Regions from separate parts of the Homo sapiens genome. Here region 1 is linked to region 2. The links are chromatin contacts, found by Hi-C or POLR2A ChIA-PET in ENCODE. All regions are on one chromosome and are shown on one strand. The core of a region is the stretch at or near the end of the contact, and the rest is flanking DNA. Distances in the headings are between cores, read along the strand shown.

Region 1 (4,182 bases), core at 693-3,192, 680 kb before region 2:
CTCAAGTGATGCTCCCACCTCAGTCTCCTGAGTAGCTGGGACCACAGGCATATGCCACCACACCCGGCTAATTTTTGTATTTTTTGTAGAGCCAGGGTTTCACCATGTTTCTTAGTCTGGTCTCAAACTCCTGGGCTCAAGTGATCCTCCCACTTAGGCCTCTCAAAGCAATGCGATTACAGGTATGAGCCACTGCATCTGGCCCAGGAATAATCTCTAAGATATTTTATAAAGTGAGAAAAGCAGGATGCAAAACTGTGTATACTATGCCTTTTGTTTAAGAAGGAGAGGTCAGGGTAGGAGGAAGACCTACTTTTCACTGTACGCTACTTTGTGTTATTTGAAAATTAAACAGTAGGTACATTGGGATTCCACCTGCAAATCCTACACTTATCCAAGATAACTTCTAGTAACATTGGCTGTGGTTCATTTCATGCTTATTTTAATGTAAATACACGGAATGTATGTATATATTTATGCAGGAACTACAGTCTGGCATATTTTCTTCTCCTCTTTAATAGGTCTTTATTTGTGATCTTTAACAGATCTTTATAAAGCTGTCTTCTCTTTAAATTGCTGTCTCTAGGCTTAGCCATCCCCCCAACCCATACCCCTAATTCTCTAAAACATGCCGTGGGTGGTTCGCCCTGTGTACTGTTGCTTTGGGAAGGATTTCCTTCCCTCATGTCCACTCTCCGCCTTCCCTCATGGCAATCTAGCTATCCCTAGCCCCAGGGCACAGTTGTACCCAGGACTACCAAGATGCTAAGCCTTGCCCGTACAGGACCTAATGTGCCAGTACCCTCTTTCCCTCTCCTCCTCGCCCCCTTCCCTTCCATCTTTAGGGAATTCCTGGCAGGTTGGGTAGGGGATGAATGGTTAAGGGGTATTTTGTGAGCAGCGGAAGACCCAGTGCCAGGGAGGCCAACAGAGGGCCTAGCAATTAGAGAATACTTATATATATTTTTGGTGCCTACCATGTGCCAAGCAATGTATTAAGAAGTTTGCACACATTACATGTATTCCAACAATACTGCAAAGTAGGTTTCTTGGAGGGAACCATGTGTCGTTGTTTGCCTGAAACAGTCATGGTGTTTGCCTGTTGTCCTGGCAAAATTATTAATAGCATCTCCTTTCTCTAGCAAAAGGTTCAGATAAAAAATTGTATAGTGACCTTAACTGTCCCCATCTTATACGTGAGGATATTGAGGCTTAGAGAGGTAAGTTCATCTGCCCAGGGTCACATGGCTAATAAATGATAGGGCTGAGATTAAAACTCTAGTCAGTATGGCTCTGCTAGGGACTGAACTCTGACATGGACATGAATTGTGTCCCCGCAAATTCCTATGTTGATACCCTAACCCCCAATGCGACTGTATTTAGAGACAAAGCCTGTAACAGGGCGATAAAGGCTAACCGAGGTCCAGATTATTGCCTTCTCCCCAGGCCGCCTCTCTTCCACAACCGCCCCCACCCCACTGCAGTCAGGGCCCTTCCTCCTCTGTCACAACAGCTCTGCTAACCCTGCACTATCACTGCCTGCGTCCTTCGCAGCCTCCTGCTGCTGCTCTTCCACCGCTGCGTCCTCGTTGGCTGGCGCTTAATAAAAATTGACTCGGTGAATAAATGAGTGAAACTGTCCTTTTAGGGATGGATGGATGATGTCCTGTTCAAGGCGGTGCCCTTCTCTGGCATTCCCTAACACAAGCTTGACCCGAAGTAGGCGTTCTGAAAAAGGCCGACAGTCGATGGAGGCCAACGCAGCGCCCCTCTCACCTCCTCTCTCCGTCCAGGCCGGGTGACCACGGGCCCGGCCCGCAGAAAGGAGGCGGCGCGGCCGGCAGGGATCAGGACTGGAGGGGGCGGAGCCTCCCTCGCGGCCGGGCCCGGAGTGGGAGGGGCCTCCGGGACCAGGCCTCTAGTGCGCACTCTCGGAAGCGCAGCCGAACCCGCCCTCCGAATCCAGAGAGGCGCTGCTGACACCGCCGCCACACCGCCGCCACACCGCCGCTGCCTCAGTCATGCCGGTGAGTGGTTGCGCCGTCCCCGCCACGCAGACTTGCAGTCCCGGGTTGCTTCTCGGCTGCACAGCCGCTTGACCGGATGCTGATCTTGAAGGGCTCAGGCGGCGGCCGGAGCCGCTGTTGTCCCCTAGCTTACCCCACCCAGCCCCCAGCTTTTGCGACCCTTCAGAAAATGGGATCCGAAGGGAGTTTAATCTGGGAGCCAGGCTTCAAAACGTCGGAGCTGGAAGGCCTCCAGGGGCGACAAGCCCACACCTTCCCTGCGTACACAGAGAAACAGAACCAGAGAGGGGGCAGGGGATGGGGGAGTTGGTGGCCAGCGGGAACTGAGACGCCTAGTCCCTGAGCCTTCCTCCTGGCTGCCCTGCCCGCGGAGCTGGCCTGAAGGAGGGCGGTGGGGAGGCTCTGGACAAGGGAGTGGACCCGGTTATTTCCTCACGGACCGGGCAGGTTTTCAGAGGTTCATGCTTTTCTTAATTTCCCTGCCCACTCTGGCCTACTTTTCAGATCAACTCTGGGCGACACTGAATGGAGACACTTTCTCAGCCTGAACCCATGAGCCCCAGAGAGGTTCAGGAACCCCCCCGCACAGTCACCAGTTGCTCAGTGGCTGTGTCTGGGAAGTCAGTCTTAGCCTGCCTTTGCAGATCACTCAGTCTTATCACATATATTGTTGCTCGTGGCCTCGTTTTTTATATAAAGAATTGAGGCCTTTGGCAGATAAAAATATAAAAAGCCCAGTAACTTATTCCAGGTCGTGTTGAAGTTGGCAGAGCCAGGATTCAGCTCCTTATCCTTAGGCTCCCCATCTCTCCAGGCCTGACCACATGGGAGGTGCCAGGCAAAAGCAGTCACACCGGCTTGGGAAGATGCTCTGATCTCAGTTGCATCTTGGTTAGGGTCATGTGGTGTTTAGCATTTTCTTCAGGGTGCCTAATTCATGGCTCTGGGCCAGGTGGATACCCAGAGGTATCCCACAGTTGCCATGTGTCTTTGCATCCTGTCTTTAGGGAGCTGGCAGGTGAGCCTGAGGCCTCCTGGGCAGAGCCACTGACATCTCAGGTGTCATTTCCTGTGGGTCTTGCCAGGTGCCTTGAGACAAATCCTCCAACAACAAAGTATGGATAAGGAATCTGATAGAATCAGCCCTACCAGTTGGGCAAGTCAGCCTGTGGCAATGGTAGAAGACAGTATTAATTGCCCTGGGGCTTGGGGAGTGAAGGCCACCAGGATTTTTTGTGGGGGGTGGCAATGAGGAAAAGGCTAGCTTGATCATCACTGTATTCTGTATCTTCTGGGGATTTTGACAAAAAACCCTCTGGAGCAGATGATGGGAATGAGGAGGGCACTTGGCACCATGTACCACAAGATAACAGCTGAAGGAAAGAGGGTGTTAGTCAAGGGATTTCCTCAAAACTGGAAAGGGAAGAAAAAAATATATCTATATACACATACTGGAAGGGGAAGAGTGTGTTACCTGAGAGTTTTCTCAGACAAATGCCCGAGAGCACAGGGTTTGGAATCCCAGAAACCTCTGAAAATCTGTGCCCCAGCTTGCCAACTGGGTGACCTCAGGCAAGTTGCTTTATCTCACTGCCTTGATTTCCTCATCTGTAAGATAGGGACAAAAACTTTGACCTCACAGGACTGTTGTTAGTATTAACTGGAAAAATGCCAGTAAAATATGTCACACAGCCACTGATATATCTAGTCCCCAAGAAATGGTAGCTCCTGTGTAGACGTAGGACAGGTGGGCTAGAGCTATAGGCAGGTGAGGCCGGGCATGGTGGCTCACGCCTGTAATCCCAGCACTTTGGGAGGCCCAGGCGGGCAGATCACTTTAATGCAGGAGCTTGAGACCAACTTTGGCAACATGATGAAACCCTGGCTCTACAAAAAATACAAAAAATTAGCCAGACGTGGTGGCCCGTGCCTATAGTCCCAGCTACTTGGGAGGCTGAAGTGGGAGGATTGCTGGAGCCTGGGAGGTTGAGGCTGCAGTGAGCCGTGATCGTGCCACTGCATTCCAGCTTGGGTGACAGAGTGAAAGTGAAACCCTGTCTCAAAAGAAAAAAAAAAAAGGAAGGAAGGAGAGAGAAAGAAAAGAAAGAAAGAAAGAAGAGAAGAGAAGAGAAAACTATAGGCAGGCAGCTTTCAA
Region 2 (4,381 bases), core at 1,835-4,334:
GTTCTATGTCTTGCTAGCTGGCAAGACTTTGGAGCATGATGCTTAAGAGTGTTAAGCGTTTAAGAGCCTGGATCTTCAAGCTCCGGTTACTTGCTGTGCTGTAAGACCTTGGGCAAGTCATCTAATACCTCAAAGCTTCAGTTTCATCTGTGAAATGTGGATGATAATGGTGCCGACCTCATAAGCTGGTTGGGAGGCAAATTATGAATAAAAGCGCGGAGATAGCACACAGCAAATACTCCATACATGTTACCTTTTAATGCTTTTATTATGCAGCCTCCACCCCTCTTCTGGAACTTGCTCTAGAGTTAAGTTGGTTATAGATGGATTTTTCATATGTTTTTTATTACCTTCAAATGTGTATTTGGGTCTGACTCTGTAGCTACCTCAGTAGGGGTGGTGGAGGAGGGAGTAGCAGAAAGGAGATCGAGAAGTTGCGTGCTTTAAAACAAAACCAAATAAAACAAAACAAAACAAAGGCAGTTTGATTCTCCTTCTGGGTGTGGCTTTGTGCGAGTGCTTGTCATTACTCTGGAAGAACAAGAGGTTGCACCTGCCTGAGTCACTCAGCTCCCAGCGTCAGGCCCAGCTTCTTGACTTGGAAATCCCCTTCCAGACCACAGGGTAGCAGGCAGTGCCAGGCTAGGGGGCCTGTCTCCCATTCCTGCCATGCTCCTAGAGGCTAGGGTCTCACAGAGGATGTGTATGGTGGGATGGCGCCTGGTGAGGTTGCATTGCTGAGTTTAAGAGCCAAGTTCTACCCAATGCATGCAGCCCACATCTAGACACCACTATCATTTCTTGAATGCCTACTGTGTGCTGAGCCTTGGGCTTTATTTGCATTGTCCAATTTATCCTCATGATTCACATGAGGAATAGGTATATTATCCCCCATTTTCCAGACAGAAGCCTGAGGCTTAGAGGGGCCACCCAGGTAGTAAGTGGCTGAGCAGGGATTGGAATCCCATTAGCTCAATTCATAGCCTGTGTTTATGACAGTGGTGTTTTCTGCAAGGCAGTGAGAAAAATCATGTCATTGTAAAGACAACTTGGTACAGTGGACCAAGCACACAGGACTGGGAGCCAAGGCCCTGGATTCCAAGGCCCTGGTTGTGTCACTCAATGTGTGTGGCCTAGAGTAAGTCCTTTTCTAGACAGAGGACTCAGTTTACCTATCTGTCAAATAGGGGTTTGTTATCTATGGGCTCCATGGTCTCTAACAGGGTGGAATGTCCTGAAGACAAACCAAGACTTCAAAGAATGGAAGAGGTGGGGGCAGTCACGACTTTATAAATAAATGAGTTTTCTCACAAATTGGAACTGTTAAGAAAAAGGATCCAGAACTAGGAAATCAGACAAAAAGATGACTGAGTGCCATTTTTTTATGTCAAGCTTGAGAATTCCCAGCGGACACTTTGAGAAATGAAACTGTCTGCCCGGCTAAGGCCAGACATGCTATAAAAACAGCTGAAATAGTGTGGAAACAAAATGCAAGTAATTAGAGACCAGCCATTTTTAGGTAGATTTTAGTTTTCAGTGGGTAGAGGGTGGGGGTGGAGAAGATGTGGGTTGGGAATAGGAAGAGAGCCCTGCAGGAAGAGAATTGGGAAGTACAGGCACAAAGAGCAGGAAGAAAACTGGCAGGTGCGGACCTGATGGGTGGAGACGATGCCTGGGAGCTGCTATGTAAACCAGGGCCAGGATTCCCAGTTTCTCTGTAGGATCCCCCAGTGGTGAGACTCAGTGGTGCTTTGGAGTTTGCATCGCTTCCTCCCTCCCTCCCTTCTGAATCAAGGCATAAGTGTAATTCTTTTCATAATTAAACTAGAATGAATATCGTTTTGAAGATCTGATAACACCGTTGAATTAACTGAAGGAACCCTAGGAGGTTACAAAGCCTTATAGGAGAATCCCCAGATTAGGTATATAATTTGGGCAAGTATCTGTGTGTGTATTATTGCGAAGTCACAGTTGATTGATGGGTCTCTCTTCTGTAAAATGAGGGTGTGTATTAAACAGTTCCCCAAATCCTTTCCCCTAATTCTTTTTGAGGATGAGGGCCTGTCAATGACTAAGTTTTCAACAGTACCAGTGAAATGGGTCTTTTGCAATAGGTTTTTCATAAAGCTATATTTAGTTTAAAGAGCTGTTCTTTATTCCAAGGTTAGACCTTCCACTTTTTGGAATTAAAATTTAGCTTTCTTTCTTTTTAAAAATAAAAGGATAAGCTTTTAAAAAGCTTTCCTACCCTTAAAGCAAGTTTATGTTCCTTACCGGTCTAGGAAATCCCAGTCTGTTGGGATTATCTAGCCCACATATAAGTAGGTAGGGTGGAAGGCGGCCTCTGGATTTGCCCACCCGGGTTTGAATCTTGATTCAGCCCCTTACTGAGGTCATCTAACCTTTTTGTGACTCAAATATTATTTAAGAAAAGGTAGTAAAACCCACCTCCCTAGCGTGATTGTGCGAAGAAAATAATGCACGCAAAGCATCTACAATGTCTGGAGCAAAGCGTTTACGATGTCTGGGAATCCTTTACAATGTCTGGAGCAAAAAATGTTCGCGGTAGAGTCTTTATGGGTCTTTTCAGCTCGGAATTTCTATAGCTTTGTTAAGAAGAGTCCTGGAGTGCCCTGGACGGAACTCTGGGGGCCTGAGCTCCAGCTCTGGCTTAGGGCCAAATGCTTACGTGCCTTTTGGCAGGTCCCCTCCCTGTTCTGGCCTGTGTTCCCCTCGGCACAAGGAAGGGGCTGGGTGGTCTCTGTGGCTCGCCTCCGCTCTGAAATTCCGGCTTTCAAGGTGGCCCCAGGCCTTCGACAGGGGCTTCCGGCGCTGGGAGTGCGGCAAGGCGCCGCGCAGGCCCGGGACGGTGGCCCCAGGGAAGTCGCTCCTAGAGGGGAAGGCCGCCGAAGGGACGAGAGACACCGCGGGCCCCCGGAACCGCAGGCAGCCGGTGTTTACCTCGCTCGGTCCCACCCCAGGCGGCCGCGGGCCCGCCCGGAGCGCGCGGCGCGATTGGGCGAGTGGCCTGCCAGTCTCCGGGGACTTTCCCAGGGGTGGGGCGGCCCGGCCAGGCCCCCGGCACTTCCTCGTCCTCGGCCCGGGTGCCCTGCCCCCGTCCAGGAGCCCTAGGAGTGCTACGGGGGGCCGGAGCCTTGCCCGGGCCGCTGCCCCGTCCCTGGATTCGGGGCTGGACGCAGCAAGCGGGGCGCTGTGTCCCCAAGCTCCCCGTCCTCGGGTAAGCCGGCCGGCCCGGAGCGGGGATGGAGGGGAGGAAGGGAGGCCAGGCCCAGATCGTCCAGAGCCTCGGTGGCGGCGGGGAGCGAGCTGGGGAAGGTGGCTTGTGCACCCAGGCCCGGCGCGCGGGGTCCCGGGGCGTCTCCGCCAGCGGCCAAGCCGGGCTGAGCCGCTACTCCCTGCTTGGCGCTGGGCCTGGTGGGGGGCGCGCGTGCGCACTGCGCGGGGTAGCACGCCTGGGAACGGCGTGGGGCGGTTGTAGAGAGCGCAGACCCTCCGGGTGCGGGCGGCGCTGCGGCCCTTTGGGTGTCTATCCTGTGGAGACGAGTTGCCTACGCGGCGTCAGGAGTTTTCGTATCAAGTTGTGGAAGCAGTGTACATATGTCACGAGGAGGAAAATAATAATTTTTATTGGGCGCTTTCCAAGTGCTGATCTTAACGCTGTACGTGTATTAGACTCATTTAATTGTCACTTCCATCCTAAACATTAATATTGTTATTATCTCCATTTTATACTTTAGGAAACCGAGGTACTTGGAGCTTGAGGTCACACAGCTGTGAGTTGCAAAGTCAGATATGAACTCAGGCATTTGGCTCCAGAGTTCCTACTATACTATTTCTGTTGAACATATTTTGTATGCACATTGTTGGAGGCATTTGTGTGCATGTGCAGGATGGATGAGTTTCCAGGAGTGCTTCTGGGGATGGAGTATGAAGGCTGAGCTTTCCACTGTAGGACATTTGTGTGCACGTGTGCATTGTACATTCATTGTGCGTACAGGAGCAGATGGGAATTTTGTGCGACTGGGTGAGAGATTGTGTTTTGGTAGGGGGAGGGAGGGACTTTTGTGGATGATGCAGAAGAATCAGCAACGTCCTTCCCCACCCCCTTGCAGAATGACAGTGCAGGGAAATGTGTAGATTCCTAATGCATCATTTTTTTCTCACAGTACGGTCAAAATGGGATTTAATCAGCACTTACTCATTTTCCAAACAATGGGGTGTGATAGAGGGGAATTCGGCATCTGATGAGAGGTCAGAAAAGGGGACTCAGAATGTTTTAAAAAAATCCTTGACAAAGGAGGGTAGAATTGTATTAGGAGGGTAGAATATTAGTACAAACTCAGCATCCCCGTGGTGGTCT

The links. A loop is a pair of places that touch in the nucleus more often than their neighbours do. ChIA-PET counts read pairs that join two places held with the same protein, here RNA polymerase II (POLR2A). Pooled maps may share reads with other maps.
Region 1: a loop to region 2 is called in a map of CD8-positive, alpha-beta T cell, with 9 times the contacts of the local background. The contact joins the promoter of ATOX1 here to the promoter of TNIP1 in region 2. A Hi-C loop is called at or near these places in 2 of 168 maps with a recorded cell type or tissue (CD4-positive, alpha-beta T cell and CD8-positive, alpha-beta T cell), 5 of 37 single-sample maps with no recorded cell type and 9 of 50 pooled maps. POLR2A ChIA-PET finds 5 or more read pairs at or near these places in 6 of 52 experiments (B cell, GM10248, GM12878 and 3 more).

What each region holds. Positions count from the first base shown.
Region 1 is chr5:151,756,391-151,760,572 of GRCh38, reverse strand. ATOX1 (antioxidant 1 copper chaperone) reads left to right here and starts at 1,942. Exons shown (of 4, transcript NM_004045.4): 1 at 1,942-2,027. The coding sequence starts at 2,022. ATOX1-AS1 (ATOX1 antisense RNA 1) reads right to left here. Exons shown (of 4, transcript XR_007059008.1): 3 at 3,502-3,635; 4 at 2,213-2,284. RefSeq lists a silencer at 1,754-2,003 and an enhancer at 2,774-2,903.
Region 2 is chr5:151,079,737-151,084,117 of GRCh38, reverse strand. It overlaps TNIP1 (TNFAIP3 interacting protein 1), which reads left to right and starts at 3,084. Exons shown (of 18, transcript NM_006058.5): 1 at 3,084-3,238. RefSeq lists enhancers at 338-447, 568-677, 2,490-2,549, 2,264-2,974, cis regulatory regions at 2,515-3,284, 2,784-3,572 and a silencer at 2,850-3,519.